2 separate regions of the Homo sapiens genome follow, and region 2 is linked to region 1. Evidence: read pairs that join two places in POLR2A ChIA-PET (ENCODE). Cell type or tissue: PC-9. All regions are shown on one strand. Each heading gives the region's core, and the rest is flanking DNA. Links, peaks and the distances in the headings are about the cores only. Region 1 has its middle 34 kb from the start of MIR11400. Region 2 holds the start of LOC105375539 (a long non-coding RNA gene).

Region 1 (15,169 bases), core at 5,541-9,540:
ACTCCTGCAACATCTGCATAATATTGAATACAAACCCTAATTTTTCTTAACCTTTTCCCTCCTAGGCTGCTCCCCCAGACTGCCCAGAGCCCTTTACATCGCAGTGGACCACACTGCCATCTTGTGGCCAATAAGTGAAGCTTCATCATTGTTTAATTCTGTAATGGCCCAAGGAATGCTGGGAAGTGTCTGCAGAGTGAGCTGCCAGAATATTCCAGAGGTGCCATCCCGCAGGTTTTATGAGCAGCTTCCCTAAACCCTAAGTCCTACATTAGTTCTAACCCTAATTATTGCTTTGAGTTACCAATCTTGATATCCCACCCTCATTCTGAATAACTCTTATCACATAGCTTCAGTTATAGCCAAACTTTTTCTCCCTTAAAACTACCATCTAAAGAAAGAGGAACAGAATGAGAGGAATGAAAGGAAATAATATTTGGTTTTAAATAGTAAGAAGACACAGACGTTGAAGTATAAAGAGATTATTTAATCTGAATCACTAAAGATAAACAAAAACATCCTCCAAAAATGACAATGTTACCCCAAAAGTATAGATCAGCAAAAGATGAAGTCAAATGTCTATTAATAAAAAGTAAAATTGAAATATATAAAACGAGACCTGTTACAAGACAATAAGCAATGGTGGAGGGAGCAGTACCTAATGCAGAAAATAAGGATGGATATAACTAAGAGTAGCAAAGGGACTGCTATAGGAAATGATCACCTTGTACAATGCACATCCACTGATCTGAGCAGCAAACAGGGAAGAGATGACACTGGAAGAGGCAGAGGAGCAGCGGGAGATGAGGACACGCTGATGCAAAATAGTATCATAAGGAAGCAAATCAGCCAGGGGACTGTGGATTAGATGACTTTGCTTTCTCCTGTCTCCCGTGACAGCTGAACTGGACCATTTTCCTCTCCAAGGATTTGCTCCTGCACCTGAAGTTAGATGCCCCTGGGATTTGCTGCTTTTCAGGTTCCCATGGATGAACTCCCTCTCCTTCCTTGTTGACCATGGTCTGAAGGAGAGGTCATCTCTCCCTCCCCTTCAATCCCACAGTACTGGGGATTGGCACAGACTTCTCAATTGGCATTGACCTCTCTCATGGCATGCTCACATGCCCCCTAACTGTGCCTTTTCATTTCCACTAGACTGAAAGTTAGATGTGGGCAATGAAACTTAACACCTTTATCATAAGATACACAAGTAACTGCTTTCAAAATTATTGCTGTTTCTTTCACTGCCTTGGGTTACAGCTGAACAGGAAAAAAAGGCACAATTTCTTAATGTGACTTAACCACAAAAACCTTCCCAAGTGCCAAAAACAATATAACTACCAAGGGATTGCTCTCCTCATTGGCGAGATGGAAAAATAAACCAAAAAAAAAAAAAAAACAAAGAAAATATTGTCAAATACTTTAATGGAGACACAGAAACCCAGTCCCTCTTATACAAACATCACTGTTTGGCCTCCCTCTACCTGAGAGACAGACAGAGCCATTCCTGTGCCCTACACCTGGCAGGAAAGCCCTGCTGGAGCCTGTGGGGAGCTGGTGAGGATGAGCCTTGGTGATTCTGCCCCAGAGCAGGGATTCTCAGGGAACTCTGGACAACTTCCAGGGACTGAGATGGAGAGTGGCCACACTCAGTCCAGGAGAGGAGAATACTGAGGATGTGATCCTTCTGATCTCTCAGCCTAAAGTAAAAGCAGAGTCATTCCTGACTGGTGTGGAGCTGCTTAGTTTCTAAAGCAAAATAGTCCTTGTTTCAGGGTCTGTCAGTGACATAGAAGAATAGCGGGGCTCTATGTGGTTCACAACCCAGAGTTGCTGCTTGGCCATCTCTGTTCCCAATGACTCCAGCATCTGAATATTCCATGTGAGGAAAGATAATTTGTAAATAATGAACTGGTTCAGTGATACCTTTAGGTACATTCAAAATAGTTGTCATGTTCCAGACTGGCATTCTTGAAGGAAACACAGAGCTACAGTGCAAGAGAATTTGGGAGTTGAATGGAAATAGGAACAATTGACGGCCCCTTAGGTGATGGGTTCTAAGAACAAGAGTAGTGGGGAAATAAATTCTGAGCTATATTGGCCTAGCTCAGAAATGGCATAAGAGGGACATCAGAAAATACCCCAGTAATGTGCTGATAAACTGTGTGTCTGTGAAGGTGGGGGCATGGCTGGTAGCATTTCCTAATTTCTGTTGTACCAACATACCCACCATGGCAGATTTCAAGCTCCCAGCATGGCTTCACTGAACAGGGAGCTGGGAAAAGTATGCCTATTTACTTCTTTTGAGTCATACAAGCCATAGACTAAAGAGAAAAGCTTCAAACTTCTTCAATGCTTCCTACTAAACATACTAAAATGAGGCCACAGCAACTATAGCATACCTCATTATTTTCATGATAAGATCAGAGTGTGTGATCCTGGGTCTTGGAATGGACAACGGGATGTTTGTGCAGAGAAAGGATTTCTGAGTCCTCTGAAGCTGCTGAGATCACAGAGCAAAGAGTTATGCTGGCTGGTTGGGGAGCCGCTAGCCTTTGACTTGAAGTAATTGCAATGAAATGTTTCTCCTGCTTAACTTAAGACAACAGAATGATTTCATTAGAACAGAAACCACATTCCTCCCTATTTGTTCGTTAGTACCATCTACCCTTTGCTCCTCTTGCATGTTCATTCTCTCTATAAATTGGAAGCCCTGCTCACTTTTGTTACATGTTCTTGCAGCACCATTTACAACAGTGGACTGTGGTCTGTTCAGCCTCAGTGTCAGAGCTTGTCCACTGTTAGGACCAGTTGTCTCAGCAGTCACATGGAGGAAAGTGGCAGCAGTTAGAAGGTCTCAGAAGACAGGGAATTCCCATCTGTGTGCTGGCCTTACTCAGTCCCAGAAGACACAGGGCGGCTGAGCAAGGAGTCATTTGATGACGACACAAGAAAAAATGGGTCAAGAGCAATTCCCTGCCAGTGACCATCATTCTCTGGGGAAAGAAATTTGGTGTCTGTACCACACCATAATTTCTGATCAGTGAATTTGGAAGGACTATGATGCCCCTCCTAGCTATGAAAGATTCAGGGCACCTCTATCAGGGTTGCATCTGGGACACTGAGTCCCAGACTTGGAGAAGTGGTCTGTCGCTGAGGACTCCCCGAAACCCATAATGCATAATCACATCAGCTCTGACCAGTGCATTCCATTTCATAGATACAAACTGCAGCATCACCCACAGACAGATGGAAGATTCTATTGCAATATAATCATTGTACTTCTATTTCTAACAAGTGCTATATAACACTATATATTATGAAAAAATATAATAAAAAGGAATAGATTCAATATTATAAATAAAACACTTTTTGAGTTAAAGGCCTTGGGAGAATTATTTCAAATCAAATGAGTTGGACAACAATCAAAACACTCAGAGTCTGAAAATCAGATTTCCTGAGTGAATCAAGGTGAAGTGGCAGCGGTGGTGATGCATGCTTCTGTCTATCAGGACAGCAGCAATGGCAAATGGAAATAAAATAAAGGATACTCTTGGCTTAAAGTAGGCAGAAGAAATGAAGTGTTATTGTTACCATGATTGTATTTATCAAGTAAGGACCACAAATTTGCAAAGACCTTTACTTCAAACAGGAAGAGAGGTTTGATATTTTGTGGCAGAAAACTTCCAAGGTGACAGGGATAGAAGAGGCTTCAGAAGAAAGATCTTCTCGGGGATGTAGCCTCAGACCTTCCAGATGCCCCAACATATGAAGAAGAGGCATGTTTCCTGCCTATGACAACCTCATGTATGTGGGCAACACAGCAGCCTCCAAGACCTATAGAAGATGCATGTCTGCTCTGAAGGCCAAGGCTAAGACACCCACTCCTTGTTTGGAGCAGTGAGCTGGCTCCGAGCCCTCCTAGAGTGCAGTGGGACGTGATTGTTTTCACCACTTACATTTGCAGTCACTGTGTTTCAGGAATGAATCTGTGGTCTCTTTCCACCCAAAGGACAACCGAGGTCCAAATCTACCTCTTTCCCAGGAAAAGTGAGGAGCAAAGAGAGGCCTCTGTTAATGATCTCTGGGAGCTGCAAAGAGAGAGAAGGATGAGGTTTGTGAACAGGAAGGAGGCGACTGTGCCATGCTGTGGCTAAGCTGCTGGCACAGCGATACATGGCTGAGTCCCGCTGCTCTGTGCGCTGAATCGTCAGAGTGGAGATGGATCCCTCAGGCCTCTCTGCAGAGAACCGATCACTGGGCAGCCCTGATTTGTCTGGTTGAGCTTCATAATTGAAGTAAGTCAGAAACTCTGGGCCCTGCCCCAGGGCCTGTTGATACCAATAAAGGGTTGCATGACTCGAAATTGGATCACACCTGAGAGTTACATCCTGTCCCCTCTTTGTGACTTTGTACCTGGGAGACTGGGAGACTCCAGCACCTGTGTGATCTGTGGAAACAGAATCTGGCAACAGAATAAGGAAAACATTTGTAGTCATCTCACACACACACACACACACACACACACACACAGACACACATGCATACACACACACACCTACATACAGAAAAAATATGAAACTACTTTGTGTTTTGAGGACTCACCTGTCCCTAGGAAACCCAGGACCACCCAGCATAGGAGACTGGTACCCATGACAGTGTCAGACCAGGATGGGGGCTTTACCAGATCAGTGTCACTGTGAGCAGGAGCGGAGGATGAGGGATGTCCTTGTCTCCACAGGGCAGTTCCCACAGTGACATCACTTCCTCTCTCAATCCTCAGGACCTCAGGGTCACAGCATTTCTATTAGAACACACTTGGGTGACACTTTAAATATTTATAACCTCCGTTTTAACAACATCAATTCATGGCTCATTGGTTTGTGCTCCAGAGCCGTCTGTGCCTGGAGACCTCACACTGCATCTCTGAGTTCATCTTCTCATCCTACAGCCGCTCCCCTGCCTGCTGGGCATGTCCTGTAGGATGCAACAACAGCGCCCCTAACATAGGGCACAAAGGGTTGAGCTCATTGTCTTTCCCGCAAGTCAGGGTCCCCTGTGCCATCCCAATCATGCCCCAGCTTCCTCCATTCCCCCAGTCACACGTGCCCAATGAGACTGTCCCATCACATGGGTTCCCTCAAGAACTGCCCTCATGCCTTTCTTCTGGGATCATTTCCCACCCTTGTTAACCGTAATTCAGAAAAGATGCCCATAGAAAACCATCTCAGGCATACAGTGACTTATTAATGCTCATCTATTCCATGCCCTAGACTGGGTAACTGGGAACTTCCATGTGAAAAACACTAGGATCTGAAGTTCTAGCATCAAAGATTTGTTTTACCGTTGTCTAATTTAAGACGCTGATGGAAGAAAAGTACTCAGTTTACTGTTTAGGTCCAACTTATAAAAATAAAATGAATATTCTTTACCCTGAAATCATACGTTCTCCTTTGAGTAAATTAAAAGGTCACATAAATCATGAATTAAACCTACCAGGCTAGACTGGGCCAAGAGAAGACAGAGCTTTTTTCTGGAAAGGCTAAGTTTCCAGGGTTAGTCAATGTGGTGCAGGAAGGAGGCTGGTACGTGAAGTATTTTTCCTCGTTAGAAGATGCTGGGATGTGTGATATCCTGGGTACTCAGCTGATCTGGGGGGAAGGGTGGCCAAGTGTGTAATACAAGGGATGAAATGTCATCAGTAGGATTGTCCTGGGAAATTGCCTTTCAACAATCTGAGACATGTTTTGGGCTCTTTGGCCCCCTCTGCTCCATCCTGTTTGGGGGCCAGGTCTCTACTTGGAGAGAAGGCAACTCTAGCACACTGTATTCTTGCCATCTTCACAGAAATGCAGGGCAATTTCTGCAGATCTGAGGATTTCACTTTAGGTTGGCCATCAAATCATTGAGCTGATCAGCTACAAATTCATGAAGCACATTTCTCATACTGCACAGTCAAAAGGGAGACCAGAACACTTGCTTTGGTTATAAAAGAACTGGATGGAGGAAGGCAGCAAGATGTGAGCTTCCCTCCTACTGTCTCCACAGGTCACTGCACTCTGACCAGGCGTCTGATGTCCATCCAACTCCATCAGGATAGAAGCTCAGGAAGGAGACAGAAGCAGGAGGCAGAGCCCTGCCTCTGGGTGGAGCGAGATTTCAGGCACAGGATTAAAAGAAAATTTAGTAGCCAGTGTCTGGAACATCTACATACAAATTGTGTCCACATTCACTTGGGCAGCACAGGTGTCCCCCGGAGAGGAGTCCACGGACCGTGGCAGGTTGAGTCAGTTGTGTGATCTGATGCCTTAATCTGGGAGAATCCATACTGTGCTGGATTGTGTTAAGTCAACTTTGCAAATGTAAGAGTCTGACTTTCCCAGAATGCCATTTATCATTCTGGGTTAGAGATGGTCAAGGATACATTTTGTAACATTTAGAAGACAGATACAAAACAGTCACTATAACAATTGGCAGGTCATTGTGGTGAGAGAGTGAGAGTCAGTGACCAGCAGATACAGAGGCATCCAACAGACCTAGGAAGTCCTGTTCCTTCTGCACCCTGTGTCCAGTTCATCTTGCCAAATGCTGCCCAACAGCAGCCAGGCTGCCCCCAGTGTTTGGCACTATACCCGCAGGCATGGCCCCCACACAGAGGGAACAGCTTCCCCAGAAGCAGGTTTCCTCGGCCTTTTCCTGTGCTCCCGGCTCAAGGTCCCACTGCATGGCCTGGCATGCTCTGATCCTCTCATGTCCCTGCCACTCCAGCCTGTCCTGCCCGAGCTCCAGGAGCCCTGGCTACTGACTGGCTCCCTCACCTTCTGACTTCTCTCCTCAAGACCTTGTCTTCCTCAGCTCCTCCCACATATGCATAAAGTCTAATTCTGATCATAAATCTTTTACACTCACAAACCTGTAGTGGCTCTGTTTTATTGATGCAAACCTAATGGAGATTTTCTTACCAGAAGTGGTTTCAAGGAACAACCTTTAAGGATGGAATTCTTGAAGTGGATCTCTGATCTGTCTAGATTTGTTGTGGGGAAAGATCCTGAAGGAGAGCACAGAGACCTGGAGGAGGTCAGGTGCTGCAGCCACAAGAGGAAGCCTTGAACCAGGTGTGGCCGCCATGATAGTGATTCCCCATCAATTTCCAAGACCGACCTGAGCCCAGCAATCAAAGAGGTGGGCTTTCTTGTACTTAATGCTAGATCTCTGGCAGGTTACAGTAGATGTAGCGTGTTCCTGCTATTTGTTCGTCCACCCACTCATCACTCACTCAGCCTGTCATTCACTCATCTATTCTCTGTGAAATGGGTCTCCCCACATGCCAGGCACCGATGTTGGTAAATACAGCAGGCACAGTCTTAGCTCCCATGGGCTTAAAAATTGGGTGGAGAGGCCAGGCGTGCTGGCTAACGCCTGTATCCCCACACTTTGGGAGGCCGAGAAGGGCAGATCATGAGGCCAGGAGATCGAGACCATCCTGGCCAACATGGTAAAACCCCATCTCTACTAAAAATACAAACAAGAATTAGCTGGGCGTGGTGGCACATGTCTGTAATCCCAGCTACTCGGGAGGCTGAGGCAGGAGAATCACTTGAATCAGAGTATCAGAGGTTGCAGTGAGCAGAGATCATGCCACTGCACTCCAGCCTGGTGACGGAGTGAGACTGTGTCTTAAAAAAAAAAAAATTGGGTGGAGCACAAAAATAATCAGACAAGCATCTGAGAAAGCCCAACTGTGCTAAAGGTTGCTAACAGACATATGATTCATTGAGAGCTTATGAGAGGAAAGTTGATCTTACCTGGGAGGGGAGGGAGTGCTTCCCGCAGGAGGGGCTGATCATACTGAGATCTGAAGCACAGGAAGGAGCTGGCCACTAGAGAAAGGAAGGCTCTGGCCCAGGGCAAAGAAAATGGCCTTTGAAGTCTCTGTGACGGGAAGGAAGGAGTCACAGAGAGGTGCTCCCCTCATGGCTGCAGTAGAGAGGGGCAGGGAAGTGGGGGGTGGAGGATGACTGCGGAGGTGGGAAAGGTGGGCCACAGGAGGGTGGGGGCTGGGGGAAACCCTAGAGAGGAAGCAACATGGTCACCAGGGAGAGACAGGAGTCTAGATGGATCTGAAATACAAATCCTGTTTCATCCTGGGGGCCTTGGACTCAGGATGATGAGTAGAAAAGTAGGAGCTGGGGAAGCCCTGGCCCCAACCCCAAAAGTAGAGCTTGTAGGAGAGAGCAACAAAGGAGACATATGAGGACCTGGGACCAGTCCAGGCCTGGCTGAGATGCCTACAGAGGCACCTGGCACAGAGCGAGGCTCATACTGTCTGGGCCACTTGGGGCCACTTCGGGTTCCAAGGTTCCCGTTGCAGAATACTCTGCCCAGGTCATCCCTGAGTCTCAGGTCGGGGTGGAGGGCAGAGCCTCCCTGCCTTTATGTGCAGAGAGGAGACAACCTTGTAGCGCTGTGGAGTAACTGCTGGCACACAAGTACACAGATGTCTGGGAGGGAGCAGCCGACACCAGCCTGAGTGGGAAATCCTCTGTGTTTAATCTAGAGACATTGTAGCCATTGGGGACTTCTTTGTCAGTAGTACCAGCAGCAGCTGAGTAGTAAATCAGTCTCAGCCCCATGCCTGGGTCTTGTCGATACCAGGACATGTATCCATGGTTCATATCCTGGGCACACTGCAGTGTCATGCTCTGTCCTGTCTTCAGGATGTGGAATTTTGGGGTCTGAGTGACACCAGCATTCACGGGACCTGCAGAGAAGAACAAAACTGATGCTGCAGCCCCAGTGGAAAGGGGATGGGCCTTGAAATCCACGCAAGGGCCCTGCCCAGGACCCACCTGCCCACAGGAGAGAAAAGGCCGCACAGCACAGGAGCCCGAGGCTCATGGCAGGGGCTGCAGGACGGAGGGGTCTTCTGGGTCTGTGCATTGATAAAAGGGGAACAGGACTCTCAAGGGAGTCATTCTGAGACATCATTCTCCCTGCCTGGGCCCCAGAGCCTTCCAGTCAGGAGAGGCCACGCCCATTCCCCAGATGGTCAAATTCAAGATAAATGCACCAGTGAACAGCTGAGAATGAGAAGAACACATTTGTCTGAATTGAAACAAGTCTACAAGATTTTCATGACCTTTTGTAAAGAGTTTGTAATTCAATGTAAATTTTAATTCTTCAATAATATAATTAATATTCTGATGTTAGTTATCTACACAGTGCTGTAGTCTAGACTCTTAGGGAAACTTCTCATGTCTTCCTGGTGTTTTTGATTCCTGTATCCCAAATACTCCTTCAAGTATCCTTTTCTAATTTGCTTAATTGACCATAATCCTGTTTAAAATCCTTTGTCTATATTGGTTTTCTCTGTTATCAAGTTTCCAGATCCTAGGTGCAGGCTTCTCAACATTGCAGGAGTCGTTTTGCTCTGTTTCTTGTCAATTCACTGACAGATGGGACTCCTGACAAACCCAGCTGAGCACCTTCAGCTCAACGCAGGTCTCTTGCTTTCCATGCCTAGGGTGAGACCATATCAGGCAGAACCAGCTCATGCTGCTGACTGCCCTCTCTGTGTGGATGATGATGGCCACCCAGCGCTGCCCATGATCTGTGGGCACAAAGGTGGCCTGATGCATGAGGGACTTGGGGAGAAAGGGCAGACTTTAGGGTAAGGAAGAATGCTCTGTTTTTATTTGAGATGCCATCTTTCATAGGGAATATCCCTTTGTGCAGGGTTCCTGCCATTAATTTAGTAATAAATAAAATTTAGTAATAAAAAGGAGCTCTAATAACATATCTTGTGATTCATCCAGAGTTTTACAAGCTTTCCACTGGGGTTTCTCCTTGTCTATTTTCTGAGCTCATCATCTTCTCCTTGACCCAGCCAACACCCTCCTCCCAGGTCCCTGTGTCTACTGAACCAAGCAGCAGGGTTTGATTCCTTCTGGCTACCCTCATTTCCATGGCTGCTTAATTATGGGTGGAGTGGGTTTGGGATGGCACAGGACAAAACAAAGTAAAGGGCATTATTCTTCTTAGGGCTCTGATTCACACTGAGAACTACATGCTTCATGGTAGAGCCTCATGGTACTCATCGCGTGTGGATCAACACCCACCCCAACCTCACCTCTCACCTTGCCACCAAGTTAGAGACTCTTAGAGTAGAAAAGGCCTTAGAAATAATCTTGTTTCCATTTCCAGGCGTGCTTTGTAATGTGGACTTGTTATTAATATTTAACACAGCTATTTGTCCTTCATTTCCAAAGAAATTACTCCCTCAGCTGTGCATCTGCGCTGAGACCTAAAAAATCCATTAGGAGAAGGTGGAGGGTTGCATCACAGCTTCACAGCTTAGAATTTGATATTACATGTCCTTTGTCTTTGACATCCTGCGGCCACTCTGCCGTGTTCCCAACTGTTCCTCCCCACTGCCTGTGCTTCCTTCTCTGTTGATTCAAAGAAAATAAGATCCTCCTAATTTTAGAATGCAGGAACATTTACCAATTTCTGGCCCATGAGAGTCTCTCTTTGAACTCTGAGATATTTATTAAACAAACTCTGACTCCATTGGCCGTGCCATTTTTCGCTTCGCCACCAGTCTTCAAAAGATAAAGGAGATGTATAGATGTTTACTTAACCTTGAAAATAAATTATCCCACCTTCCAAATACTTACAAAGGAAAACTGACTAAAATCAGATGGATTCTAGTTAATATTGGTTTCCTCTACATTTCATGTTAGGAAGTGACCACTTAGTTGCTTCTCCTCCCTCCCTTATTTTAACAACAGCTCCTCACACAGCTCCCTGACCTAGTTTATCCACATCAGTGTCTCTGCTACATGTTGTGATGGGAATAATTTTGTCAAAGCTCAGATCTTCCAGTTCCAGGCCACTAATCACTTACCCACTCTAGTATCTCCCCACTGCCAACACCATGATGCTTGTACCTGCGGTGCTATAGGGTACACAGACTGTCTCAACCCTGGTGTCCGATCTGAAGACAACGCCAGATGGTTCTAGACTTCCCCTCCCTCAAACTCCAGTGACCCCTCTATCAATTCCACATGGAAGCAAGCCGACTGCCCTTCATCTGCCTCCACCATTTATTAGCTCTGAGACCATGGGCAAGGCTATTTATTGATTTCCTGGACTCTAGCCTCATCTAGACTCATCTATAAAACAAGACTAGCATTCCCCTCAATGCTTTATGAGGATGAACTGAGATACCATGTAGTCTCTGGTAGGTTTGATAAAGGTCTATCCTTTTATCCCTCCCTGTCTCCTCATGCAGGAGAAACCAAATGGAGCTCTCAGACCTGCCAGGACTATGAGTGATGGAAAAGCTGGAATCATCAACTGGGTGCTGGGGTGAGGAGAACCTGGAAGCGTAAAGATGCCATTTGGTCACTTTAGAAAAGATCTGGCAGAATTTAGGAAACAGACAATACAGCATGAATGTACCTGTCTACCCTCATTATGCAATATGAAGCAGATAATAGGAGCAAGTTAGATCTATATCAACCAATCTGGAACAATAAAGACCAAGATATACAGAAAAGAGTACACATTTGGCAGTTAAAGTGTACAGGTGAACCCATTTTCTGTAGGTGTACTTGGGTAGAAAGGTGTGCATGAACACAGAAAAGAGGGGTGAAAAGAAGCACACCAGAGCGTTAATATTGGTTACCAATGGAACATGGGATTGGATTCGAGAGCATTATTGACATTTTCATTATATATATTATTTAAATTGGTTATTAAAAAATCTTAACGACATGCAAGCTTTAAGTTTACACTTTTCATCAGGCATCAGAATTTGCAGTGTCTAAATGGGCAAAGTACAGAAAGCTTCTGTTTATGGAACCCCGTATAAAGGCTCATTTGTTTTTAATAAACCGAGGAGAAAGTGTGCTCCGTAAAAACACACGAGCTCCTGGTGAACACAGCCAGTCTCTGACTGCTGAGGAGGGTGAGCATCGAGGTCGATACATTTGATGGTGAGGTCAGCTTGGCTGATTATGAACTAATAAGGCTTCTACCTGTGAAAGCCTGATCACCACGGGGAAGTGGAGGATCTCACCCCTTGTTCTAGAACAGCCTTTGAATAGCCCCCGATTGGAAAAGGAAGAGAAATGAGCACCCTCTAGTGCCTGCATTTCCAAACTCAGTGAGAGCTCGTTTCCAGTTTTACATTGTTCAAGCTTTAGAAATGCTCTTTGTTTCTGATCCAAGTAGCAGTATTATTACAATGTCGATTGTAACGATATTCCAGCGTTTATCAACAGCACACTGCTTTCTCAAATACAGCTTTAGTGAGTGGGTGGAAGAAAATGCTGTCCCTAGGGAAGATGTTCTGACTTTGGTCTGTTTAAGGTTCAATTATTTAAAATAACTAGTCTATTTTTGGTCTTTATTGCCTAAAGAGATAAAACTGCATTTGTCTTCAAAGCATAGATGCAAATCATTCTGGCAAAATTGGGACTTCTGTCTATCCGTGGGCCATTCTTGGGGATTGTATATTTGATTATTTCCACCCAGAATGGCTCTCACAATTCTTCAGGGACTAACACATAGCCCTGCTCTGTAAATGGAGCCTCTGCCTCTCAATCAGCCTTTCCTAACTGGCAAAGGAGGGTAACAAGCAAAGGTCTCTGCTCAGCGCCCTGCACCAAAATCAGGTGTGGGCTGGAGGAAGCTGGTGACCATGAACTCTGTGTCTCTGACATTGCCCACCAATTCATGGAAATGGACACCCATAATATCGCTCAGTGTGTCAGGCACCATGACCTCAAAGCCACCCAAAGAGATATTTGTGCCTTGGGAAAACTCTCCATAAGAGCATGGGGAAGCCATTTGTTTTCTTCTCCATGACCTTTTAATGTCAGTGTTTGACATTATGTTTCTGATCACTCTCTCAGAGTGATTAGGTGCGCTGTGTCTGTGAGACTCCCAAATCCAGGACACCTGTGAGGGAAGGAGATTGAAGGAGGAGATTAGGCAGGAAGGCGATAGGGCAGATAGGAAATTCAGTCGTGCAGAAAGGCTTGGATCCAGTTACTTATCCATGACAGGGATTTCTCATCTGTTTCCAGGACTCATTTGATCCTAGGAGATGAAGGGATAGAGGTTCCGATTTAATGCGTCCAGACATCTAAGTGGGTACTCAGACGGCCTTTCAATATCTGCTCTTCATTTTTCAAGATTGGCCAGTTTCAAGATTGGAACTGCTGTTGGTCCTGACAATAAAATGGGGAACAAAACATCCACAATTTGTAAAATGATGCATGTTACAGTCTAGAATGCAAGAGTAGTGTCAATTAAATAGTCACACAAAGTCATGGAAAATGACTATGGTGCTAAATCTATGAATTTTAATACATATTATAAGCTGTGAGCATTTACAATAAGGAGGTGCAGCCTAGGAAAACTGTTGAAGGAGTGTCTCCCTAGAGATGGTTGTAGATAAACTGACAGTTGGAGCAAGAACAAAGAAGAAGAGACTTGTGTTGACACAGAGAATACAGCATGGAGTGGAAAGGCCTTTGGTGGGAGGAGCATGATGCATGAGGAATGTCCTGAACTGAGGCATCTGTGGTTGACGTGGAGGTGAAGGTGCAGAGGGAGAGGACAGCTGGGAGCAGACATCATGTGGAGGAGGCTGAGGACTGACATGAGCATGGTGTGGGGAAGATGGAGTTGTGAAGGCCGACGGGGAAAAGTTGTCAATGCTGTCTGCAAATATACAATTTCAAATGAACTTTCCTTTCTGAGAGCAAGTGAAGAAGAGGACTTCTGAGGCCAGAGCTGGAGGAGGGGCCTGGGAGAGAGGCGGCAACTGCTCACATCACTGTGATGTGCGTTCCCTCGTCCAGCTGAGACTGGCCTGGGAGAGAAGCTCAACACAGGGCAGAGTTTCCCATGCACAGGGATGCTCAGAAATCTGAGGGCCCCAGCCTGGGCAGTGTTGGGGAGACTCCTATGGGAAAACGTCTTCCACTGCCTAGAACATGGTCTCGTGAAGACAAGGCCACCTATATCTTCCACTGAACATTGTGTGCAGAGGAAGGTGGCTGTGGGGTGACTGCTGGTGCAAGAGGGCACAGAGGTCTGGGAGAGGCTGACACAAAGGCCACATATTTGGCTTTGAGAGAAAGTCACAGACCCTCAGGGATTTCTCTGTATTGCGGGCTGGGACAGATCAGCTGTACACCAGGTTCAGCTCCTATTAACACCTACACATGTAGTCATGGATGACAGTCTCAGGCATCTCCGTGCCACTTCATGTACTGCCTTTGTTCTCTGGTATCTTAAGGATTTGATTGTCCCAGCTTCTGTGAGGTTTATGACAGAAGGAAGATGAGTGCCCAAGGAGGGACCCCAATAATGGAGACCTGAGGTAAAGGCTTAAGCTGGGATGTGGTGAGCCAAGGAAAAGGCTTTAAAGATCTTACCTGCCCCAAGTAGGCAAAAGGCCACACCACTGAGGAGTCTGGTGGTCATGGTAGGGTCAGGGAAAAATGGGGAAATTGTGGGGAGGTTTTTCAGCTTGTGTGTTGGGGACATAAATCCTAGATGTCAGTAGAGTCAACTGATGATGCCACTGCCCCTGCCAGCCAGTGACTCTGCCCTCTGCCTGCAATTCTCCCTCTACCTGCTGCAACCTTCAACCTACAGTCAAGTCATAAACCTTCACCCATATGGTCTCTGCTCCTGGCTGTCTTTCTTCTACAAGACAATAGACTGACAAAGTTCATGCTCATTTGCCCTCCACCTACCTCTCCACCGTCAGCTCCAGGTGTCCACTTAGGGCTCTTTTTGACAAGCTATTGTTTCTTCACTGAATATATGTCCTTCCCTCCCATTCCTAGGTCTGTATCTTATTTCTTACATGAGATGTATTTCAGGTACATTTATTCTTAGTGGTGAAAATCCAAACTTAAATTTTAGTAGAATAAGTTGAGAAAAATATGCTTAGACATTTATATGAAAAAGTGGTTTTTGTCTACACACAAACAAAATTGTTTTTAGTTTTTGTTGCATTAAATTAAGCTCTTGTGCACCAAAAACTCCATAAAAATGAAAATATAAGCTGCAGACTGGGGAAAGACAAAGGGAATGCATATAAATGATTGTTAAAATGTGTGAAATTTAACATTCCTCAAAGGAG
Region 2 (15,169 bases), core at 7,162-11,161, 170 kb after region 1:
ACCAAATACCACCTGTACCCCAATAATATATGGAAAAATAAAAATTAAATTAAAATTTAAAAAAATATTCTCGCATGGCCTACAGCCATGAACATAGAGTGTTGTTTCCGTTTTTGTTTAAAAAAAATGAGCTCCAAAAGTCTATCTTTGGTGCACAGAGGCCTGCATTTGGAAGGACCCTGCACTTGGTTTCACATTCTACTGTCATGATCTTCAAATTCTTAACAGTGTTTGAACAAAGCACCTGCCAGTAAGTCTTGCCACTGGTTGTAAATACATGATTTTGTTTCATATACTGCTCACCTCCCCGTGTGCTGGTTTCCTTTCAGCACAAGAGCATGACCAGGGTCTGGGTCACTCAGCATCTGTGGAACTTAAGAGTAAAGAAAACACAAATTCAAGTCACAGCAAAGGACCCCCTGGTACTGAAAGTCACAGCTGGGATCAAACAAGCCCACGAATAGGTTCCAAATCTGCGCCCAGGACTCTGCTTCAGGAGACAGAGAAACACACAGCACAGTGGCCTGGTGCCCAGGGCAGGGTGAGAAAAGGAAGATGGATTTTAGCCTAAGGCTCAGGTTTTATGGGTTGGACACATGGGGTCAAGTCAAAGAGAACCCTTCTCCCAATAAGACATCATCTGTCAATGAAGTCACTGTGATCATGGTTTGCTTGACCCCAGCATGCTCACTGTGTGAACACAAAGCCCAGCTGCATGTGTGTCTGATGGGAACTCAAAATAATTTCCTTAAAGATGATTAACTTTTGTCAAAACGTAACATAAAATTATTTGATTGAATGAATTGACGAGAAAATAAACGAATGAAAATGAATAAATTTTGTAGAATCAGCTTCTACCATCCGAAAAGACCTTTTGAGGTTATTTCGGCACAACATCCATCTCCAGATAGAATTGTCCCTACCATGGGTCAGGTAGCTCACCTAGCTTCAACCACTTCTAAAACCATAAAACCTCCAGGAACTCCTCCCTGCCTTGATGATTTAGCTATGTATTCAAGAGGATTATTCAGAAGAGGTTTGACATTTGCATTAAAAATATTTGCCAACAAAACGACTCTCCAGTGATAGAAGTCACATCATTGGTTGCTGGGACAGACAGAGGCATTGCAGAGGGGAGTGAGGGACTTTCTGGGTGATGCAGATACATCTTCATAGAGGTGGGGTTGCATATATAGATATATGTTGCTCAAAAATCACAGATATGTTCATTTAAAAGGTGTCCTGTTAACTTCATATACTTTAAAGATCAATAATGTTGATTTTTAAATGCCTGAGGAGATATGTATGCTACATCCTCTAGTTAATTTTATCAGATGAATTATCAGGCATATATATTTCCATTTCTGTGACTTCTGAGTCCTCAACCTAAGATTTCTTGGCAGAATGTGTCCATATCTGTCTTTGCACATTGGTGTGGTGGAAGAGGTTGTCTGAGATCAGCAAAGGAAATCAAAATAGCTAGGCTTCTACTATATGCTAGATATTTTATGCCATTAAAGGTGCTATGATGTTCTGAATCTTCTGCCGGGGCTCTTGTAGGAAATGTTCATCGAAGGCTTTGGTGGCCCCCACAGCTTCCTGGAGGGCCCCTAAGGTTTCTGCACAGGAAAGCGGTGACTCTGCAAGGCTGTGTCTTGGCTGCTGGCACAGAGATACAGGGCCGAGTCTTCTGGCTGCAGGGTGTGTAGGTGAAGGAATAAGTGAGAGCTGTTGGGGCATTCAGGTGAGAAGCGACTTGGCACACTGTTGTTTTCAGTCTGTTCTTTAAAGTTGTAGACAAACATGAGCTCCAGTGGCTTCTTAGCACTTTGCTTGTACCAATACATAGCGTTATGCCCCAGATGTTGTTCACATTTCAAAGACTTCTTATTTGTCATTCCCATGACCAGGTGTCTTGGTGTCTGCGTAACTCCCGTTTCCATGGGGACTGCGGGGGGAAAGGGACAAAATTCAGGCAGAGCCCAGGAGGAGGCTTGTTGCTGAAATCACAAGGAAAAAGTTTCGAATTCAAGGACAGCTGATGTGAACCCAACTCACCCGCTCCCAGGAGACAGAGAACCGCACAGCAGAGCAGCCTGCAGCCCATGCTAGCCTCGGGTCTGAGATGGGGCCTCTGACTGGGGTCCTCTGGGTGAGGTGCTGGGCTCTGGTCTCCTTGGCCTTGGTTGGTGGTTTTTCCTGTGATGTCACTGCTCCTGACAGTTTCCCCAGACCCAGGGGATATTTATACCCGGCCGTTTTACATCCTTTCTAGGTCCTGATAGAAGGCAGATTTGAATTGTCTGGGCTGGGATGAATGGGCTGGGGAGAAAGGGCAGAGCCAGCTTTTTACCCCCCAAGGATATTCCTCTGGCAGGGGCTCCTTTGTTCTCAGCTGCTTCCTCATTATGTGGATCCTACCCCTGTCTCTGTCCCCGTGTCTTTCAGGATCCCTCTCAGCAACAGACCACTCCCATTCAAGAAATCTCCTTCTCCTCTGAGGGATCACACAAGACAGCACCATTCAAAATGTCCATTCCCTCAATGCCTAAGCGCGGTGGAGCCCTTTTTGCTCGGTTCTGTGGAGGGAGGGTGGCTACATGACCACGGATGCAGTGTGGACCAGCGCCCATCTTTCAAGGGCATGGCTGTGATGCCAACCAGCAACCAGGCACCGGGGAGGGAGCTGAGGGAGCACGAAAGGGATGAGCCACCCTCTGTCCCTGAAGTGGAGGGGCATGAGCCTTGGCTGGGCTTAGAGCTAACATACACAGGATGCTGAAAAAGAACAACCCAAGGTGTGTGGAACAAGGGAAAGGGAAATCAGCTTGAAACTGACATAATAAATAAACACAAAAATGAAATGATTCATAATCCCTAAGTGATTTTAACCATCCATTGTTAATAGCACATGTTTGTTAGTATTTTATAATGACAATTGTGATTGTACGGTTAAGGTTGTAGTTACAAATCAGTTACATAAAAATCTATGTTGGGGGTAGAAGGGAGTTACCATGATTAAACTATGGGTTGATAATTTAGAGATTTTTTTAACTTGGAGATGTGCTGGGCCAGGAGGAAAGTGTTAGCATTTTTCTGATGTGTAAATTGTTTCAGAGTATTTTTATGTGGCCCTTAAAGCAAAGAATGTAAAGGCATGTAGATCAGAATTTAAGAAAAGTGGTTGAATTGTCTCGTCCTGAACAGGTTACATATATGAGAGACCTTCAACCTGCTACAGTTGGATATACTTCATTCTTAGATAAGAACCTAACATCAACCTGATTTAAAGGTTAATGTTGTTAGTATTCAAATTATTATAATAGGAGTCTGCTTCAGCAAGGAAACAGTTCTTGGCCCTTCCACCAAAAAAGAAAAAAAAATTGAATTAAAAAGAATTTGATTGCATTGTGTGGCTCTCAATAAGGAAACCAAATTTCAAGGATTTTTGTTTTTTAGTGGGATTCAACCTACCTTGAATAACAATGACAATGAGAGGCTTGACTACCCTGAGGTCAGTAGCTAACATAAACATGTCTCAAAGCATAGGGTGGGTGACAGGTGAGTTGAAGTCATCTGAATTCCAGATGGATCTGAAGAAGGAGAATGACCTCAGGACTGTCTGAATTGCAAGAAAGAAGAGTGAAGAGTGGAATGGTAACGTGAAGTAAAGTCAGTAAACATGTCTGTACCAAATATCGTTAGTTTATGTGATTGAAGATAGGACATAACTGACTCCAAGACAGCTGGGATTTAAGACACAGGGTAGTAAAAAGGAACCCAAAAATTATATGTAAGAAACCCCCCTTTTTTTTTTCCTGAGCCAGATCCTAAATTGTGTATGCAGAGGGTGGCAGACCAGAAGGCTGAGCAGAGAACAAGTTCTGGAAGGCTGAAGACATGGGCAGAGATTTCAGAAGAGCCAGGGCATTCAGACCCAGTTGCAGTGGAGTGATGTGGCGAATACACTGTGATTCCCACTAAGACCCTGGGAAGGCCATGCACTAGCAATGATGACCACAGGCTGGGGCTCCCTAAGAGGAAGGGCAAAGCTCAAATAGAACCTAGCAAGTCCTACATTTAACCCTTCCAGAATAAAACCCAACACTCTTTCCAAGAGATAACATAATCCAGAGCCTCAAGCCTATGTCTTCCACAATGCTTTACATAAACCCTTTCTAATCTTTCATGGAGGATATTTAGAAGTCTCCTAATCATTCATGCCACCCAAAAATCTATCTCCTTTCAGATCCGTACTACTACCAATGTTACTGTAACACAATATCAGTTTCATCATGTTGTTTCACTTGGAGTAGGACCAGTGGCTCACCACTGCCTAGGGATTTATGTCCAAAGTCCTTTCCATGTCAATTCTAGATTTGCTTCAACTTCGCTCCTGCTCACCTCCCCACGTGCTGTCTTTCTTTCAGCCCAAGCACATGGCAGGGGCCCAGGCCACTCAGCATCTATAGGGCTTATTTGAGAAGGACACAGAAATTAAAGTCAGAGCAAAGGGGGCCCTGCTACTGTCATTCACAGCTGGGATCCAGCAAGCCCATGAGTGGGTGCTACAACTGTGCCAAGAACTTCTCTGGGCCAGAACCCAGAAGGAGACATGGTGCTGGAGCCTGGTGCCCAGGGTAGGGCCAGAACAAAAAGGGAGATTTCCTAGCTCAAAGTTCAGGTTTTATGGGTTGGATACTTGCGGTAAAAGCAAAGAGAACCCTTTTCCACATATGACACCATCTCTCAACAAAGTCACTGTTACCATGGTTTGTTTGGTGCCGTTGCATTCAGTGTGTGAACTTGAAGGCCAATTAAATATGTGTGATATGGGAACTCAAAATAATTCCATTAAAATGATTAATTGTTGTCACAATACCATTATAAAATAAATAATTTGAATGAGTGGGTAGATGAGAAAAGAAATAAATAAAAATGAATAAATAATTTTGGAGAATGAGCTTCCACCAGCTGGAAAGTAATTTTGAGGCTATTTCATCCTCTTACCTATCTCCAGATAGGATTGTCCCTAACATGGATCAGGTAGCTCACAGAAATTTAGCCTCTTTTAAAACCATAAAACTTTCCAGGAGCACCTTGCACTCTTAAATGTATGTATTTGAAAAGGATTAATCAATACAGGTTTTAAAATGTTACTAATAGATTTTTTGAAAAAAATGTATTCTCCAGTGATAGAAATCACATCATTGGTTGTCAGAGATGGAGAGAGTCATGGCAAAGGGGTATGAGAGAGATTTCTGGGTGATAGAGACCTTTTTATAGGGATAGTGGTTATAAGGATATACATATATATCCTTATAACCCATATATATGTCTATATATATATATATATATATATAACCATTGATCTGTTTATTTAACATGTGTAATGTTTATATTGTACAATTTATATATCAATTGTGCTGATTTTAAAATGTCTGAGAAGGCATGTACGCTATGTTCTGCAGGTAATTTCATCAAATGAATCATCAAGCATATATATTTCAACTTCTGTGAGTTCTGAGTCCTCAACCTAAGATTCCTGGGCAGAATGTGTTCATATTTGTCTTTGCTCATTGGCACAGTGGAAGAGGCTGTTTGAGATTAGCAAAGGAAATCAAAATAGCTAGAATCTACTATATGCTAGATACTTTGTCATATTAAATCTTTGTACAACTCTTCATAAGGGCAGTAGTCATCTCATTTTACAGAAAAAAATAAAAACCCAAAACACAAACTAAACGCAGCATGTCAAGAATGGCCTCAGGTCTTTACAAGTTGGTGTTAGAATGGGAGTCAGGGCTGAGTGTCATGGCATCTAGCCAGAGATCTCTCCTTACATCACTGTCTCCAGGGTAAACTGATCTCTTTCCATGTTGTTAGAGCCAGTTGATCTGAAAGGGATGTAGGATCCAATATTCTGATTTTTGAAGGTAGGCATCTCTCTCTATGAAATGCACTATAGCACAGAGTTATAAATGCAAAAATTGGACAGATCAGGTTGAAGTCCCAATACTGTATCCTAATAGCTCTTCAATTTGGTCAAGTTTTTTAACCTATGAGCCAATTCCCTCATCTGTAAAATGAGAATAGCATTTGCATCTTAAGGTTTTTTTCTGATAGCTGAATTTCTAATTAATTGAACTTTTTCAAATGAAAGATTTTTATTTGGCATATAGTGAATTGACAAATAAAAGTTGGCATTATTATTTTTTTCTGAATGTTCTCCATGGAGCAGAATTTATCTGTGAATGTGCCTGAATAAACTCAGTGCTTGCAGCTCTGCAAATGACTCTGCCACTCACATGACAGAGAGTTTCATAGAAATAGCCAAATGTTATATCCATTTAATCCTGCAGATCTGAAACATGGAATATTATTAAGGGTTAGAAAAGAAAAACAATCCTTCCATATGTGTCATAGATGAACCTGGAGGACATTGTTCTAAGTGAACAAGTCAAGCACAGAAACGCAAACACTGCATGTTTCTGTTTATATGAGGCAACCATGTCAAACTCATGGAAGCAAAGATGAGAATGTTTCTTTCCAAGAGCTGGGAGTTGGGGAAAATGCGGAGTTGCTGTCAACAGGTATAAAATTTCAGTTAAGCAGGATGAGGAAGTTTTAGAGATCTTCTGTACAACCTTGTGCCTGTAGACTATGATACTGTTTTGTACACTTAAAAATCTGTTCAGAGGATAGGTCTCATGTTAAATGTCCTTACCAAAAGTTTAAATAAAAAAGAAATACAAGCTGGCAAAGAAGAGAGAAGGAGAAACCAAAGAGAGAATGAGAAGAAGAAAGGAAATATATAAATTCAAAAACTAAGTACACTAAACATAAAACAATTGAAAATAAACATAAAACAATTGAAAAATGAAAATAAATGCAGACCTTAGTGTTATAAATAGCCAAAAAATATTTTTTATTTTAAAATATTCTTTCTTTCTTTATTTATTTTCTTTTTTTATTTTTTAAAATCTGCCATCATCTGCAGATACTTTTCTTTTTCATTTTCTATTTGACGACATAGGGTATCTTATACACAGTAGGTCCCCCAAAAAAGTTTATTGAATAAAAGAATAAAATAAATTAACTAGTGAATAACAATTACTAGTGTTCCTTTTTCTCAAGATATGTTGCATCCGTTACAGGAAGTCTACAGTTCAGAAAATTACCACCCCTTTTTTTTTCTTTTTCTTTTTCTTTCCTTCCTTCCTTCCTTCCTTCCTTCCTTCCTTCCTTCCTTCCTTCCTCTCTCTCTCTCTTTCTTTCTTTCCTTCTTTCGGGCGTCTAGCTCTGTTGTCCAGCCTGGATTGCAATGGCACAATCTCAGCTCACTGCAACCTCCACCTCCTGAGTTCAAACAATTCCCATTCCTCAGCCTCCTGAGTAGCTGGGATTACAGGCACCCACCAGTATGCCTGGCTGATTTATTTTATTTTTAGTAGAGACGTGGTTTCTCCATGTTGGCAGGCTGGTCTCGAACTCCTGGGCTCAAACAATTCACCTGCCTCAGCCTCCCAAAGTGCTGGGATTACAGCTGTGAAGCATCATGGCTGGCCAGAAAATTACACTTTTTTTTTTTGTCTCAATGAAGGATGAATGTATATGCTTGGCCTGGAAGTCACATGTTCCTTGGACTTCTCAGGGAAGAGACTATACTGATTACGTATGAGGCATGAACTTCACAACCTGTTGATGGGGACCTGTAAAGGGGAAAGCAGGTGAAAGGATAGAGCTACAAAGAAGGGGTTAAGGAGAGGTGTTGGCACAACAGGCTTGAGACTTTTATTTTATTTTATTTTATTTTATTTTATTTTATTTTATTTTGTTTTATTTTGAGACAGAGTCTCACTCTGTTGCTCAGGATGGAGTGCAATGGCATGATCTCGGCTCACTGCAACCTCTGCCTCCAGGGTTCAAGCGATTCTCCTGCATCGGCCACCTGAGTAGCTGGGATTACAGGTGTGCACCACCACACCTGGCCAAATTTTTATATTTTTAGTAGAGATAGGGTTTCACCGATTTTCCCAGGCTGGTCTCGAACTCCTGAGCTCAGGAGATTTGCCCACCTCGGCCTCCCAAAGTGCTAGGGTCACAGGTGTGAGCCACTGCACCCAGTCTTCAGCCAGTTATTAAGTATGAGACCCCGGACAGCTGATTTCCTTCAGATACATAAACAGGTAAAATAATACTTATCCTGCATAATTTATGTGAATATTAAAGCAGATCACATGTAGAAGCAGCAGAAAGTGCCTGGGAAAAGCCTATCAGCTCTCCAGGGCCTGAACCCTTCTGGCTGACAGCATGTCTCTCACGGTCACTTCCTGAGTGGGGGCAGGAATGTTTCTGGAGCTTCCTGCGGGAACTGGCCTTTGCGAGTTTCTCTCCCTGCAGGCCACCACTGCCCCTTGCACCCTTTGGCAGGTCCCAGGCTCAGCTGCTCCATGCATCTGTCCCGCACAGCCCTGAAACTAAAGGTTTGGTGGGTGGAGAGCAGGCCCCACATGCCCACATCACACCTTACTTTCCTCTACCTGCCCTGTCCCTGCCCTGACACTGATTCCCAGCCCTTGTGGCTGAAGCTCCTTCACCATCCACTGCCCAAGCAGACACAGGGACACTCTACTCTTTGGTGCAAACTGAGGCCTCCAGCACCTCTACTCTTCTCTGGTAGTGGGGAGTTTGTGTTTAACTCTGGATCCACTCTGAATCAAACCACTCCCCTGAAGCCAGCAGGCAGCCAAGCATAGGCTTCAGCTCCTCTCTTGGCCACCTTCCCACCCCTCTCCAGGGTTCCCTGCAGCATTGTGGAGCCACAGCGTCACCAAGTGGCCAACATTCCACAGTCTCATGGATTCACACCTGACCTGATGAGTTCAAGATTGTCCAAATCAGGAACAAAGATGCCCCACTCCCACCCTTGCAACCCTCATCCTCACACCCTCTATGCTTTCCCCAAAAGGCCAATTTAGGGTTGATCTTCAAATTCACCCTGGGCCAAGTGAGGCAAAAGGACACATGAACCAATCTTTTTATTACAAAATAAACCGTTGTTGCACTTAGAGAGCAGCCAAAATTACACAGACCCTTAATTAAACAGTGTGAGGATGTCAAGCCCACCTAGCCCAGAAACACTGCATTGTTCCCTGGCTCCCTTTGCTTAATCAGGCCCAATCTTTTCCTATTTTGTATTTAAATTAATATCAGTAAATTTTACATCATGTGTTTTATAAGAGAGGATTTCCTGATTTTCTTTTTTTTTTTTTTGAGACGGAGCTTCGCTCTATCACGCAGGCTGGAGTGCAGTGGTGCGATCTCGGCTCAGTGCAACCTCCACCTCCCAGGTTCAAGTGATTCTCCTGCCACAGCCTCCCGAGTAGCTGGGATTACAGGGGTGCACCACCACGCCTAGCTAAATTTTTGTATTTTTGGCAGAGATGGGGTTTCACCATGTTGGCCAGGCTGGTCTCAAACTCCTGACCTCGTGATCCACCTCCCTCAGCCTCCTAAAGTGCTGGGATTACAGGCATGAGCCACTGCACCCGGCCCCATTTTTTGAGTTTACAAATTTATTTCTGAATTTGTAAAATTTTAAAATAAACAACCCTATCAGCTATAACTTAGGCCGATTCAGTGGCTGTGACATTTCCCATCACTCCCTGGGGTTAGGAAAGTGCCTATGAACTCCACCAGTGATCCAGTGATGCTTAGTAAATGCCACCCACAGAAACTATTTGCATCTCCACAAGAAAACATACTCACACTCACAAGCACATGCACACAACGTGTTTTAATTGGCAAGGCTGATGAGGTTCAATTACTGAGCACAGCTACTTTTTCTTTCAGTGTTTTAAGTTGATTTCTGAGAAGGACCATTGTTGATGTTTCCAGTCTCACCAAATATCTAAAGATGTGGTCATGGAAAGTGTGGTTATGATGACAAATATTTTTCAGCAAGATTGTGAGACTGGATAAATGTCACTAAGATGTAATGATTTTCTTTTTTCTCAGAAGAACATTTGCAAATTCTGACTTTAAACACAGTTCGGGTACTTTAGAGAACAAGTCATCAATTATGACTGTGAAGACAGAATTGTTTAGGATATTGCAGAATTTGTGTAGAAAACTGAGCCTATCCCTAAAGACTCTCCAGTATGTTTCATGTAGTAGAAGTCTCTTGTAAAGAGGAGATAGTAATTCATGTATTCCAGGGGTCTATGTAAGTGGACTTGAATTGATTCATGTTATAAACATCAGGCAGTTCCAATTATATTCTTGGTTTGGCCTGTGGAGTGAAGAGAGTGATATCATAGAGTGCCAGAGAATGCTGGGATGAGAAGTGAAGAGGAAGACAGGTGGGAGGGAGCCCGTCCTTGGCAGATGAGCAGTGTCTGGCCCTGTCGTGGGAAAATAAATGTCCTTCTGGGCCATGGAAACAGTGAGTGCAAACGCAGAGGATGTGAAAGGCTGCTGAGTTTTACAAAATCTTCGGAAACCGTTTGGTCACAGAAGGTAATCAGATCTGGATGACGAGTGTTAGAAAGCATTCCTAGGAAAGCAGAATTTATCTTGGGGAGAAGCGCAGAGCATTTTCTCCTTCAAAACCAAGGGCAATCTGACATTCTCTGTATTTTGGGAAGTACCTGACTTCCCTGAGGAGTTAAGATCAGGGCCAGAGTCCAGAAAGAAGACATCAGGACCAACTTCAGGGTTCTTACAGGAGACAAGCGGCTGTTTGGTGTTTTTCCCAACTGAGACTGGCCTCAACGTGATGCCAGTTGCTATCAGTCCTTTCTTTATATTTTCTAGGTGTCGAAAACTTTTGGAGTGGGGAGAAGAACGTTCGTGGTGCACAGAACACGACTTTTCATCATTTTCTGCTCTATTACTATTTTCAGTCATCTTTGATCAGGTTCTCTTTTCTTGACTTTTCCCAAATCTCAGTTTCTTCTTCCTCAAGTATATAAAGCAAACTCCTGTGACTCTACCTTCTTCACTATGCCATTTTCAACAATCTTGACCCCAAAATAAAATTCCCTGCCCTGAATAAAGAAGACCCAAGCTATGAAATCACAAAAACTTCCTCTATCCCGGTAGCTTACAGCATCTGGTGAAGTCGGTAATTTCTCAAAAAAAAAATAAAACAGGGACCAACCCTAGACAGACAGAGATATGCGACCTTTAAGACAAAGAACTCAAAATCGTGCTTTGAGGAAACTCAATGAAATTCAAGATAAACAAACATGTCCCCCAAAATGACAGTCAATGTTACGATAAAAATAAAGATTAGTAAAAGACTGACCAGATAATGAGATAGCCTTATATTTCCAAGGTCATCTTGACCTTCAAGAAGGGGTCAAATATGCATTAACAAGTGAAAAATAGGAATATAAAAAGTAGGATCATTTGCAAGGCAATACACAGTATCTAATGTGGAAAGTAACGACGGATATAATTAAGACCAGCAAAAGGCCTGCTATGTGAAATGAGTAACTTGCACAAGGCACATCTGCTGATCTGAGCAGCGGAGAGGGAAGAGATTATTCTGGAAGAGGCAGAGGAGTGGTGTGAGATAAGGACACACTGGTGCAAAATAGTATCATTAGCAAACAGAACCTGCCGGGGGACTGTGGCCTATATGACTTTTCTTTCCACTGTCCTCTGTGAGAGCTCAAATGCACCATTTTCTGTTCCAAGGATTTGCTCCCGCAGCCCTCACTCCACCCCAGTTAGAAGCTGCTGGTATTTATTCCTCTGCAGTCTCCCATGGACAAACTCCCACTCCTTCTTCGTGGAGCATGGTCTAGAGCAGAGGTCATCTCTCCCTCCCTCCAAATCCCACAGTAATTGGCATGAGCCTCTCTCATAGCTTGCTCACGTGCCACCTAATTCTGCACCTTTTCATTTCAACTAGATTGAGAGTTAGGTGTGGATCATGAACCTTAAACAACACCTTCATCAACAGGATGTGTAAATGACTGCTTTCACTGTTCTATCGTGAACAGAAGAAATACACCATTAAAATGATTGTTTAAATTAATTTAACCACAAAAACTTTCCCAAATGCTGTCAACAATGCAACCGCAAAAGAATTACTCTCCTAAATTGTGAGATTGTAGAATGAAACAAGAAGCAAAGAAAATTATGTCAAATATTGGAGAGGAGCCTCAGAATTTGAATCCCTCTTCTACAAATATCATTTGACATGATGCCTCTCTCTACCTGAGACACAGAATGGCACCTGTGCCCCATACCCACTGGAGACTGTGGAAATCTGGAGGGAGCAACCTTGGTGATTCTGCCCCAAGAGAAGGGATTCTCTGGAGCTCTGGACAACATCCTGGGACTAAGATGGACAGTGGGAGTATTGCAGCTTGGAGAGGATAATATTTAAGGTGAGTATGATCCTTCTGACCTCTCAGCCCAAAATGAATCCAGGGTCATACCTGATGGTCAGGGGCTGCTTAGTTTCCTATGCAAATTAGTCCATGCTGCAGGGTCTGTCAGTGCCACAGAGGAATAGCGGGGCACTATAGTATAAAGTGACTCACAGCCCAGAGCTGCTGCTTGCCCCATCTCTGTTTTCAGTGATTGCAGCATCTGCATACTTCATGCAAGGAAGGATAATTTGAAAATAATGGACTGGTTCCCTGTTTCCTTTAGCTACATTCCAAATAGTTGTCTTGTTTCAGATTGGCATGCTCATAGGAGACACAGACCCACAGAGCAAGGGAATTTGGAGATTGGAGAGAAGTAGGATCACTTGAGATTCCCTTAGACTATGGCTTCTAGGAGCAGAAACAGATGGACAGTGGATTCTGAGCCTTTTTGGCCCCATAAGACATGCCCTAATAGGATCATCATTGTATCAGAAAACATTCCAGTGATGTCCTTGTAAACTGGATATCTGTGAGGGTGGGGCCATGCCTAGTAGCATTTGTCAGTTCCTATGGTATCAGCATAGCCACTATGGCAGATTTCAAGCTGTCATCATGGCTTCATTCAATGAGGATTTGGGAAGGGTTTGCCTATTTGGCTCTTCTGAATCATGCAAGCTGGTTCCAGCACATTCCCAGACTCAGGAGCATAGCTTTCAATCTTGTTCAATCCTCCATACTCAACACCCTTAAAACGAGTTACCAGCAACTGTAGCACAGCCTGTTGTTTTCGTGATAGGATAAGAGTGTGTGTCCCTAGTTCTTAGAGTGGACAAAGGGGTGTTTGTGCAGAGAAAGGATTGCCAAGTCCTCTGAAGCTGCTGAGATCACAGAACACAAGGCTATGCCAACTGGTTTGAAAGCTTCTAGACTTTGATTCAAAATAATTTTATGGACATTCTGCTTTGGTTCAACTAAAAAATTCAACTCTGTTAGCATGTTCCCAGAATGTAGTCCAGTGTTATTAACTCTAGTCACTTTGTTGTATAAAAGATTTTTTAAACTTCTTCCTCCTATCTGAGTGAAATTTTGTATCCTTTGACCAGCATCTCCCCAGCACCCCATCTCCACCCCAGCCTCTGGTAATTACTGCTCTAGTCTTTCGATGTGTCTTAATTTCCCTGAGGTCTTTAACTCAAGAAGACAGGGGTATTTTCTTTATAATAATGCTTATATTACTTTTTGTTTTCTTTATTTTTTCAAATATATTATTTGTTATGAATATAAATAAGTATATTGTAATAAAATCTTCCACCTCTCTGTGGGTGAAGCTACAGTTCTCATTTCATTAGAGCAGGGCTTGTATTTCTTCTTTTTTTAGCTATTAATAAAATATTCCCTTTATGCCCTTGTATGTTCACCCTCAGTGTAGGTAGGAAGCCCTGCCCACCTTTTTTACATCTTTTTTCAGCAACAGTGTTTACAGCTGTGGTCTGAATTCTGTTCAAGCCTAAGAATCAGAGCTGGTCCACTATTGTGAGCGTGGGTCTCAGGAGTCATGTGGATAAAGGTGGAAAAAGATGGACACAAGGTCTTAGGAAGTCCTTGAAATAGCATCCGAAGGTCAGGGAATTTCCATCTGTGCCCGGGGCGTCCTCACTCCCAGGAGACACAAGGTAACAGCAAGGAGTGATTTGATGATGGCAAAATTGTAATGGGTTCAGAACAATCCCTGCCAAGGACCATCATTTGCTAGAGAAAGACGTTTGGTGTCTGCGGCACCACAATATCCAATAACTGAATTTGGGGAACTATAATTTTCCAAGGAGCTATGCAGGACCATGCACTTCTGTCCTGGCTGGGTCTGGAATATTCTATCTTAAACTTGGTGTATGGGGCTGTCTCTGAGGACTCCCAGAAACCCATGATCCATAATTATGTCAGCGTTGGTCACAGCATGAAATTTAGAATATGTGAACTGTAGCTTTACCCAAAGAGAGGTGAAGGATTTTTATTACAATATACTTATTTATATTTACAATAAACACTATATTGCAAGACATAAAATAACGAAACAAAAACAAAGCAAAAATAATGTAAGCATCATTATAGAGAAAATTCCCCCATCTTGTTGAGCTAAAGACCTCAGGGAAATTACTTCAAATTCAAAGACTAGAGCAGTAATTAGCAAAGGCTGGAGTAGAGATGGACTGTTGGGAAGATGTTGGTCAACAGATACAAAATCTCACTCAGATAAGACGAAGATGTTACAAAGATCTATTATACAACAAATGACTAGAGTTAGCAACAGTGGATTGTATTCTGGGAAAATGCTAACAGAGTACATTTTAAGTATTCTCACCACTGGAAAGGATAAGGATTGAGGTACTGCATATGTTAACTAGCTAGATTTAGTCATTGCACTATGTACATACATTTTTAAACGCAGGTTGCATGGTATACACATATACAACTCTTATTTGTCAGCATTCAGGTTCTAGAAACCCCATTTCCTAGGGAACCAAGCTGACACTGGAGCAGTAGTGCTGTGGCTGAGCTGCTGGCACAGAGATACACAGCCAAGTCCCCCTGCTGTGTGCGCTGGAACTTCAGAGTGGAGATGGATCCCTCAGACCTCTGTGCAGAGAACCGATCACGGGGAAGCCCCGATTTGTCTGCTGCATCCTTGCCTTGGAAGTAAATTGGAAACTCCAGGCCCTGCCCCAGGCTCTGTCGGTACCAATAAAGGGCATTATGACCTGAAATTGGATCATATCTGAGAG

The links. ChIA-PET counts read pairs that join two places held together with the same protein. Peaks named below come from ENCODE experiments on the same cell type or tissue, not always from the same donor. Only the 100,000 strongest peaks of a DNase experiment are listed, where the experiment ranks them.
Region 2: POLR2A ChIA-PET joins it to region 1 with 5 read pairs; 2 of 35 experiments call an interaction of 5 or more read pairs at or near these places.

Annotation. Positions count from the first base shown.
Region 1 is chr7:142,501,111-142,516,279 of GRCh38, reverse strand. It overlaps TRB, TRBV6-8 and TRBV7-7. Among named protein-coding and RNA genes, the nearest start is that of MIR11400, 34 kb to the right of the region's middle. In PC-9, for the core only: no CTCF peak of the experiment used is centred there; a DNase peak (open chromatin) is centred at 7,779; H3K27ac peaks cover 2,580 bases.
Region 2 is chr7:142,332,470-142,347,638 of GRCh38, reverse strand. LOC105375539 (a long non-coding RNA gene) reads left to right here and starts at 10,920. Exons shown (of 2, transcript XR_928061.3): 1 at 10,920-12,404. It also overlaps TRB, the pseudogene TRBV7-1 and TRBV4-2. RefSeq lists enhancers at 2,172-2,673, 14,738-15,169. In PC-9, for the core only: a CTCF peak has its summit at 8,850 (motif pointing left); a DNase peak (open chromatin) is centred at 8,788.